Linked DNA regions of Homo sapiens: region 2 is linked to region 1. A link is an interaction called in ENCODE POLR2A ChIA-PET data of the cell type or tissue named here. Cell type or tissue: MCF 10A. All regions are shown on one strand.

Region 1 (5,000 bases):
TAAACAGAAATTTCTGCCTGATTTTTTAAATCTTTTTTTTTTGTTATACATTAAGTTTTAGGGTACATGTGCACATTGTGCAGGTTAGTTACATATGTATACATGTGCCATGCTGGTGCACTGCACCCACTAACTCGTCATCTAGCATTAGGTATATCTCCCAATGCTATCCCTCCCCCTCCCCCCACCCCACAACAGTCCCCAGAGTGTGATATTCCCCTTCCTGTGTCCATGTGATCTCATTCTTCAATTCCCACCTATGAGTGAGAATATGTGGTGTTTGGTTTTTTGTTCTTGCGATAATTTACTGAGAATGATGATTTCCAATTTCCATCCATGTCCCTACAAAGGACATGAACTCATCATTTTTTATGACTGCATAGTATTCCATGGTGTATATGTGCCACATTTTCTTAATCCAATCTATCATTGTTGGACATTTGGGTTGGTTCCAAGTCTTTGCTACTGTGAATAATGCCGCAATAAACATACGTGTGCATGTGTCTTTATAGCAGCATGATTTATAATCCTTTGGGTATATACCCAGTAATGGGATGGCTGGGTCAAATGGTATTTCCAGTTCTAGATCCCTGAGGAATTGCCACACTGACTTCCACAATGGTTGAACTAATTTACAGAAATGGCAACAAAAGACAAAATTGACAAATCAGATCTAATTAAACTAAAGAGCTTCTGCACAGCAAAAGAAACTACCATCAGAGTGAACAGGCAACCTACAAAATGGGAGAAAATTTTCGCAACCTACTCATCTGACAAAGGGCTAATGTCCAGAATCTACAATGAACTCAAACAAATTTACAAGAAAAAAACAAACAACCCCATCAAAAAGTGGGCGAAGGACATGAACAGACACTTCTCAAAAGAAGACATTTATGCAGCCAAAAAACACATGAAAAAATGCTCATCATCACTGGCCATCAGAGAAATGCAAATCAAAACCACAATGAGATACCATCTCACACCAGTTAGAATGGCAATCATTAAAAAGTCAGGAAACAACAGGTGCTGGAGAGGATGTGGAGAAATAGGAACACTTTTACACTGTTGGTGGGACTGTAAATCTTTTTTTTAAATGCCATTGTTATTGTCGCACTAAAGGGAGATATTCTACACTCGTGAGTGGTACTTTCTTAGTAACTTCAGGTGTTTGCATAGGTTCTCTAGCTCTGTCTCACATTCTGTCTCTTAGATTCTGTCTTCCTGTCTCTGTGGTGTGTGTGTGTATCTCCTTCTCTTTCCCACCCTTGTTCTCAGACCTTGGGCTAGTCTTGCACTAAAGGAAAGAGAGAAGCACTAAATTGCAAGTAAAATTAGAATTTTGAATTAGACTAGATTTTAGGTTTCAATATCTGCAAATAACTGAAAAGCAATGTAATCTTCTCAAAATGCTGAGACAGGGTAGGAAAGATTGATTCTACAATATTTAATTAATTGGTGGTGTTAAGATTGAAAAACCCTGTTTCTTGGTGGTACCCTGCTGAGTTCAATCCATGTAAGAAATCAGTTTAAATTTATTCCTGAACTCTGAATTATTCATCAACAGCCCTGTCCAGGTCTTGTTCACTGTGCCTTATGAGGTCTTTGTTTCATGAGGGCTTTCAGGTTGACACGAGGCCTAAAGATCTCTCCTGCAGTCTTAAGGAATCTAACCTGTATTCTCTGTGGTCAACTGCTTTACAAACTCACAGCGGACAAGAGCCATCTGTAAGTTTATACAAAACAGGGTAGCCTAAATCCAGCCATGGAAAGGACCATTTGTCTATGGGTAAAAGACTCTAAGAGATGAACTCTGTATCATGGGTAACTTTTCTTATTGTGAGGAGCGGTTTAGTGCCTACTAGCCATTAAAACCTCAATCTTTTCTAAACGAAGAGAGTCTTTGCTGTATATTTGTGTCACTGGGGTAATTTTTCCAATAGAAAAGAATAGATGAAGTCATCTGCCCAAAGGTGAAGTCATCTCAAATTACAGGTGTTTGTTCATTTCTGCCTTCATAATCAGAGGCAAGTAAGTTACATTTCCATTTTGCACGTATGTCTGTTATTTTTCATATCTTCCTTGTCTCAGAACTTCTCCACTACCACTTCCACTGAAACAAGGGAAGGAGCACTTTCTTTGTATGACTTTTAAGAAGGGCATAACATAGAGAAAGATAGTGGGTTTTTAATGCAAGCATATTATTCTTTACTCATTAATGAATTTCACAGTATTTATCAAGTCTTACCCAGTTCCAGACCTATGACCTGGGATACAGTTGTAAGCATGATACTATTGCTTCTCTTTACTGAGCTGTAGTACAAGAGAGACCCAGATAAGTTGAGAGGAGATTACAGAGCACTCTCACAGGCTTGGTACCCAGGGCTGTCTACCACTTGCTAGTTAACTGACTTTAATTAGGTGACTTTCCATTTCTCAACCTCAGTTTCCTTTGCCTGCCCAAGTCATGCCACCTTTACCTGTCCTGGCATCACTGTTTCACCCCTGGACTTCCCAAGTCTGTTCAATCTCCACCCACAACTTTTCCTGTTATAATGCCAGGTGTTTTTTCACAACAGAGGAATAGGGGGTGTGCCGAGAACAGTGAAAAGTATTACAGACTTTGAGGACGGAGAGTCTCAGGGGTGAATGTCAAATCTAAGAAGGAAACAAATCAGCTGACAAGATTGACTCAGGCATAGAGTTCTAGAAATAACCAGCATTTTAGAATAGTTAAGAACAATGGTTAGTAACAATGCTCAGAGCAAAAGGCCTGGGTTACTATAAGCCAAGTAAAGAGGTTATAATAATAGTTTCTGGAAGTATACTGAGACAGATCTCCTGAGGGAAAGTCAATCTAATGTTTTTATACAGAGAAAAAAATGTGCTGAAGAATAAAAATATAATGCCAAGCTATACAAATTGCATATTAGCTTATTCTACCTCCTGTGAGTCATGTAGGAAACCCTAAGAATTATGTAACCTCAAAAAAGATGACTTTTGAAATACATAAGTTAGAAACCTCAGCCCTCTCACCACAACACACACACACATACACACAATTTAGCATGATTAATGAGATTAAATATATTTACAAAGGAAAATTAGTTTTTATGGGACAGACACATTATTTTTCCAGAATAAAAGTTAGTTCTACATTCCAGAAAATCATTTTAGTATTATTTTCAACAAACTTTATCTGTAATGAATGAAAATAATTTATCATTTCACACATGTCAAGAAAGGAAGGGGGTTCACTTTTCCTCAAACTTTGCACTTTGAATAAATATTACAAAATTGATTAACATGTAAGTGTTAAGTGCTCTTTATAAACCTCTTGACTTTGATCGAAGAATACAAATTGAACAGAGTTCTAAGTGTATATGGTGTGTTACAGGAGCCCCCCAGGGAAGGCTAGCATTAAGGAGCACTCAGCACTTACTAGGTTACCAGTTGTGCTTATTGAGATTAGATACTTCGGTACATAATCATACATATAATGTAGGTTTCATTAATAGTAATGGCCCAAAGCATTTACCCACACCTGATCATGGAGCATTTCAGCTCCCTTACAAAATGTTCCCAAGCCCCACCTATCCAAGTTTCCTGAGTGTCTCACATGTTCCCACTAGCATCACCTTTCTCCCACACAGTATGCATGGAAAACCACCGTATTTCTCAAGGGTTAGCTGTCTCCACCAAAGGAGGAATCTGCATCTTTAAAATGCCAAATTTCCATAGTAATCTGATGTTAAATAGGGAAAAATTCATCCTTCCTTTAGGTTTTCTTACTAAGTCAGTTTTTTTCTCATGCATTATTCCTTTAGCTCTCAGGATGAATTACCACACATGAAAATGGACTTCCATAAGATTGGACTTCCCTCCCAATTCTTCAGAAATGCCCATATATGCTTATTTCTAGATGTGAATACAGTTTAGGCTGAAACTGGAATTTCTACTATATTATTCAAAATCAATACTGCACTAAGTTACTTAAACTATATTTTTTTTAAAAGAAAGGAATGATAGAAGGGGGCAAGATGACATATTAGAAGCAGCTGCAGTCCACAGTTATCACGGAGAGAAATGAAAGTGGTGAGTGAATTCAGTACCTTCAACTGAAATATTCAGGTTCTCACATTGGGACTGACTAGGCAAACAGCTAGACCCACAGAGAACAAAGAAAAGCAGGTGGGGCAAAGACCTGCCAGAAAGTGACAATGGAGCCAAAGGAACCCCTACCCCCAGCCAAGAGAAGTGGTGAATGATTGTGTGACCCTACCTGGGAAGCCACACTTCTCCCAGGGATCTTTGCAACCCATGAATCAGGAGATCCTCTTGTGAGCCCACACCACCAGGGCCTTGGGTCTGATACACAGAGCTGTGCAGAGTCTCAGCAGAGCAGTCACTCATGTTCACATAGAGATAACCCAGGAGTTTTAGACTCCCACCTTGGGAATCCTGACAAATCAGGAGATCCTTCTGTATATTCCCCTAGGAAGGGGGCTGAATGCAGGGATCCAAGCAGCATTGTTCTGTGGGCCCCACTTCCATGGCACCTCACAAGTTAAGACCCACTGGCTTGAAATTCCAGCCAACTAGTGCAAGAGGTTGGAGACTGCCTGAGATAGACAAGTTTCTGTGGGTAGGGGTGGCCACTATTTCTGTGGTTAGGTCAACTCGGCTATTTTAGCCTGCTGGCTCTGGGGAGTCTAGGCGGTCTGAATAAGGAGGAGTCCCCAACAAGAGCTGCTGTGCCAGATCATGGCCAGACTGCTTCTTTAAGTGGGACCCCAATGCATCCCTCCTCACTGGACAGGTACCCCCTGTGGGAATTTCAGCAACTCCAGCCAGGGTTATATGACAGAACTCTGATCTCTCCCTGGGATGGAGCCCCAGGGGTTGCGGGGGGTTGGGGGGTGAAGGAGAGGGGCCAATGTCTCTGTGGTTCAGTCAACTCTGGCTTTCCAGCCTGCTGGCTCTGGAGAGTCCAGGTGTTCTGG
Region 2 (5,000 bases), 120 kb before region 1:
TCTTGTCCTGGATGGCGAACTGCCATTCCCTGACATAGAGAACATGAGAATCAAGTGCAACACCTTTCTTAATCTCATTTTTCAGTTTTCCATAGAATCATAAATGTTTCATATGATACCAAACGTACACCAAACAATGCCTAAAACTCTAATCAGCCCATGACACCAGCAGGAAACTCAGGACTGGGGCCACTAATGGGCTACAAGCAAAGTGTGTAGGGGAGAAAATGGTCTATTTAATTGGAGAAAAGAATCAGGATACAAAAGGTGGATAGACTAGGCTATATCTAACAAGATGGGCCTTAATCAATTAAAATAATGTGATTGGAGGACAAACCTAAACAATAGGAGGATATGGATTGGTAAGTAAAGAGACTTTCCAGTTTTAGGAACCCCCATACCAGTCAGTTTTGGCTGCTTGAACAATAGCAACAGTGACAACAACAGCAACCCAAAGAAGCCAGTGAGGTCTATCCTGCAAAGCCAGAACTCTGCAACTTAAATGCAAGTGCCAATACCAGGTTAGATGTTCCCTATTCAGTTATGAATACTGCACTTAAAGGGGGCCACTGATGGGCAGCAGAGCACTCCTCCATGCATTCAACTGGTATTTCCTGAGCACCCTCTGTTTTTCCAGGACCTTCTCCAGGCACTGGGGATTCAGAGAATAAGGTAAACATAGACAATATGGTCTCCTTGAAGCTTACTTTGGGGTGGGGTGCAGATATAAAATTAAACAAAATCAGCAATTTCAAAGGCTAAAAGTGTTATGAAGAGAATAAAATAAAGAAGGGTGATGGACAGGGAGTGACCAGAATGAAGAGGAAACAGAACTGACTAAGACCAGGTGGGTGACAAAGATCAAAAGACTCTTTCGAGGAGCTGACCTTTGATTGGGACCACCCATTTGAAGATGAAGGAAAAGAACATTCCAGGTGGCGGTGACAAGGGCAAAAAGAGAAGACTAATGTGTCTGAAAAGCAGGGGAAGAGGAAGCAGACAGGATACACCTGGAGGAGAGAGGGAGGCAGGGTCAGATCAGGTAGCATCTTGTAAGCCATGATAAGGAGGTGATTGTATTCATTGTATAAATAGCAGTCATTAAAAATATAAAGCTAAGGCCTGCCTGGTGGCTCACACCTGTAATCCCAGTGCTTTGAGAGGCTGAGGCAGGTGGATCACTTGAGGCCAGGAGTTTGAGACCAGTCTGGGCAACATAGTGAGACCTGGTCTCTACAAAAAAATAAAAATAAAAAATTAACTAGTCATGGTGACAGGCACTTGTAGTCCCAGTTACTTGTGGAGCTGAGGTGGTAGCATTGCTTGAGTCCAGGGAGTTGGAGGCTGCAGTGAGCCATGATCACGCCACTGCGCTCCAGCCTGGGCAACACAAAGAGAACCTGCCTCAAAAAAACAAAAATAAAAATAAAAATAAAGCCAAGATGTGACATGGTCTGATTCATATTTTAAAAAGATTTTTGGATTGCCATGTGGATAATAAATTGGGAGTAGGGGAGCAGGTAAGGCTGGAATCAACAAGAACAGTTAAATAATTTTTAGGGGGTGGGTGCAGCTGAGCAGAGTGCAGGTGATGTGTAGAAGATACAGAGAAAAATGTGCTCACGTGATGGGCCACATGAGGAATCATGCCTCAGGCAGAATGGCTGAAGAAAAAGGGCCTCATTAGCTGACAAAGAAGAACACTAGTGGACACCGATGACAGCTGCCTCCAAATCCTTATGTAGTTCAGTTCTGAGAAAGGGCCTCTGTGCCACGAAGGGTAGGCAGGCTTTATGTCAGTGGTGTGAAAGACTCCACATCTCATGCAGTGGAGCCCTCTGCTCCACTATATATAGACTACCTAACGTTGAGGATGCAGTATCTGTTTAACACGGTTGTTGTGAGGATTTATAAATTAATGTAAAAAAAAGACACCTACTTCATGAAAAGTACCTAGTAAATGATAGATTATAACAACTGTTATCATTAGGATTATTTTATTAGAAGAAAACTATTTTAGGGGGAGTTGCTTTTAACCACTTTTGTTTTTAAAAACTTTCAAATAATTTGATGAAATATATGACTTCTCCCCAGAAAATATATGCATGACATATACATATAGTACATTCATACTTACGCACACAAAATTTTGCATACAACTTTTAGCACTTAACAGAATCCTTTGAGAGCCCATCCATGAACCCCTTAGGAGAGCAGAGATCTTGAGAAGTTCTGTTCTAAAAGAAGGGAGTTAAGAAGCCTAAAGTTGGTTTAAATATAAGCTTGCTAACTAGTGGAAAATTAGAGCAGGGAAAATTTCTGGCCTTTCCGTTCTCTCCAAGGAGTTGTGCAGCAGCCTGGAGAGAGGAAATCAATGCACACACATACTAACAACAATCACAACAGAGGCAGCAGCATAAAAGAGACCATCCTGGCCAGGCGCAATGGCTCACTCCTGTAATCCCAGTATTTTGGAGGCCGAGGCAGGTGGATCATGAGGTCAGGAGTTTGACACTAGCCTGGACAAGATGGTGAAACCCTGTCCCACTAAAAGTACAAAAATTAGCTGGGTGCAGTGTTGGGAGCCTGTAATCCCAGCTACTCCAGAGGCTGAGGCAGGAGAATCCCTTGAACTAGGGAGGTGGAGGTTGCAGTGAATCATGATCGCGCCATTGCACTCTAGCCTGGGAGACAGAGCTAGACTCATCTCAAAAAAAAAAAAAAAAAAAAAAAAAAAAAAAGAAGACCATCCTTAAAGAACAGGCACATTACTCCATGAGTCAGAGCTATGGGCAAAGGGCCTTAAGGCTTTCATCAGAGAAGGATGCCAGACATTGGCATGACCCGTTCATTGTCCTTGTATCCTCCCTGAGCTAGGTGAGGGGAGACTTGCAGGGGCTACGGTGCCCATACTTCTGTGAATGTGAAATGAACTGGAGAAGTAATATTTGTTACTGTTATCCAAATGGACCCTGAGCTGTGGTTGCCTGGGAAGTCTGAGAATTACACATCTACTTGTTTGTGACAGAATGCAAACTCAGAGCCAGGTATGCATTTGTGCAATGTCTGACAACTCCCCAGACTATTGATTGAAAGATAAAAGGCATAAAAGTGCTGTGAGAGTCAAAGCAGGTATTTGGACTCTGACTCAACAATGAACTCTATAAAGATTAAAACTGAAGTGAAATACAATGTTTTGTACCAGTAATGTTTAGACCTTTAGACAAAGACTTGGCAGAGATATTGAAAAAGGACCAGAAACTTTGAACACAGTGTTTGAACTGGTGTGTGTGGTTGCTTTCTTCAAAAGAAATCTTACACAGAAATCCAATAAATTGCTTATAGGAGAGTTGCTCCCACAACAGTGGAAATGGGCACTCTCTCTACTCCACCTACTTGGCCTAAGGCACCCCCTCAAAACCTTTGGTTTCTCAGGATACAATTTGAAAACCACCAGATTTGGTGACTTCCAAGGGCCCTGCTAGACTGTCTGTGAATTTGGAACAACACTAAGTTGAGGTTACCTCAAATTACTTTATCTTTTCCTTAATTGACAGATAATTGCATATAGTTATGGAATACAATGTGATGGAAAAATACTGCATGATTTCACTTATATGTGGAATCTAAAAAAAGTCGAACTCATAGAAATAGATAGTAGAATGGTGGTTACCAAGCACTGGGATGAGGCAGGATGGTTTGGGGGGGTGGATAGGGAGATATTCATCAAAAAGTACAAAGTTTCAATTAGACAGGAAGAATAAGTTTGGGAGATCTATCATACATCAGGGTTACTACAGTTTTCAAATATATGATAATAATGTATTGTATATTTGAAAACCGCTAAGAGAATAAATTTTAAATGTTCTCACTATAAGAAAATGACTTTATCTTTGACTCAAAACTCTTAGACATACAATCATAGGGCATAAAGAGTTTTAAAATCCCACCAGAAAAATGTATACAGAAAAACAGAAAGCTTTGAGTTTGACTCAGGATGCCTCTCCCTGCCCTGGCCCAGCCCACTCCCCAGTCTACCTCCAGCATACCTCTTCATGGACTTTGGGGAGAGTTCCTTCTCTACTTCCTTCACAGGCATGCTGTAGGAGTCTACATTGTACTCGCTGTCATCGTCATATTCATGGTCTAGCAGTGTTCTTGCCCATGTCCCCATGTCATAAGGAGGCAGCATTCCTCCAAACTCAGAGGGCAGGATCTCAGGATGAATTAGTTGGTGTAGACTGTTCAGGTTGTTACCATGCAAAAATATCTATAAATGCAAGAAGACGGGAGGAAGGGAAAGACACAGAGGAAACTAAATACCATCTAAATCCTACAGGGGGGATGTGAGGATAGCAATAGCAAATATGAGTTTCGCATGTCTGTTAAAGTACTTTAGCCAGTCATCTACTCTGTAAAACAGGCAGAGCTGGTACTGTTATCCTAATATATCATACCAAAATCCTGAGGCTCAGACACTTTAAGTAATTTCTGGAAGGTCAGAGAGTTATTGGGTAAAAGAGCTGCAACCACAAATTTGGTTTCCTTCTTCATAGGCAGGGACATGGGCAGAATAATACGTACATGCTGATCTGTACATCATCCTGGTGTTAGTTGTGCAAACTTGATGATGTGTATAATGAATGCTGTGAAAACAGACCCTTCTCATAAGGGACTCATCAATTACAGAGCCTATGCAAGTTATTACACCAAAAAGCTGTCACTTGCAAGGCTTTCTCTTTATCATCAATAAAAATAAGAATATTGTAACCACTAAATTACTGTTTTATAATGCAAAGTGGGTGATGTAAATAACCAAAGTAGATTAGCATCGTCATAATGAAAGGCTGAGTGAAGTTCATGTCCCAAAGGACATTATGTTCTGTAATGTTGCCAGTATCTTCTCTACTAAAGATTTCCATACTGACTGTCCAAATAGAAAAAGAAACAATGAATTAAAAATGTAAAGCTGTATGCATACCTTAATCATTTTGTCTATG

The links. ChIA-PET counts read pairs that join two places held together with the same protein. Peaks named below come from ENCODE experiments on the same cell type or tissue, not always from the same donor. Only the 100,000 strongest peaks of a DNase experiment are listed, where the experiment ranks them.
Region 2: POLR2A ChIA-PET joins it to region 1 with 5 read pairs; 2 of 35 experiments call an interaction of 5 or more read pairs at or near these places.

What each region holds. Positions count from the first base shown.
Region 1 is chr6:122,930,112-122,935,111 of GRCh38, reverse strand. No RefSeq gene overlaps it. Among named protein-coding and RNA genes, the nearest start is that of CLVS2, 64 kb to the left of the region's middle. RefSeq lists an enhancer at 4,005-4,054. In MCF 10A, no CTCF peak of the experiment used is centred here; no DNase peak of the experiment used is centred here.
Region 2 is chr6:123,055,076-123,060,075 of GRCh38, reverse strand. It overlaps CLVS2 (clavesin 2), which reads right to left. Exons shown (of 6, transcript NM_001010852.4): 5 at 4,050-4,270. Among named protein-coding and RNA genes, the nearest start is that of CLVS2, 61 kb to the right of the region's middle. In MCF 10A, no CTCF peak of the experiment used is centred here; a DNase peak (open chromatin) is centred at 2,695.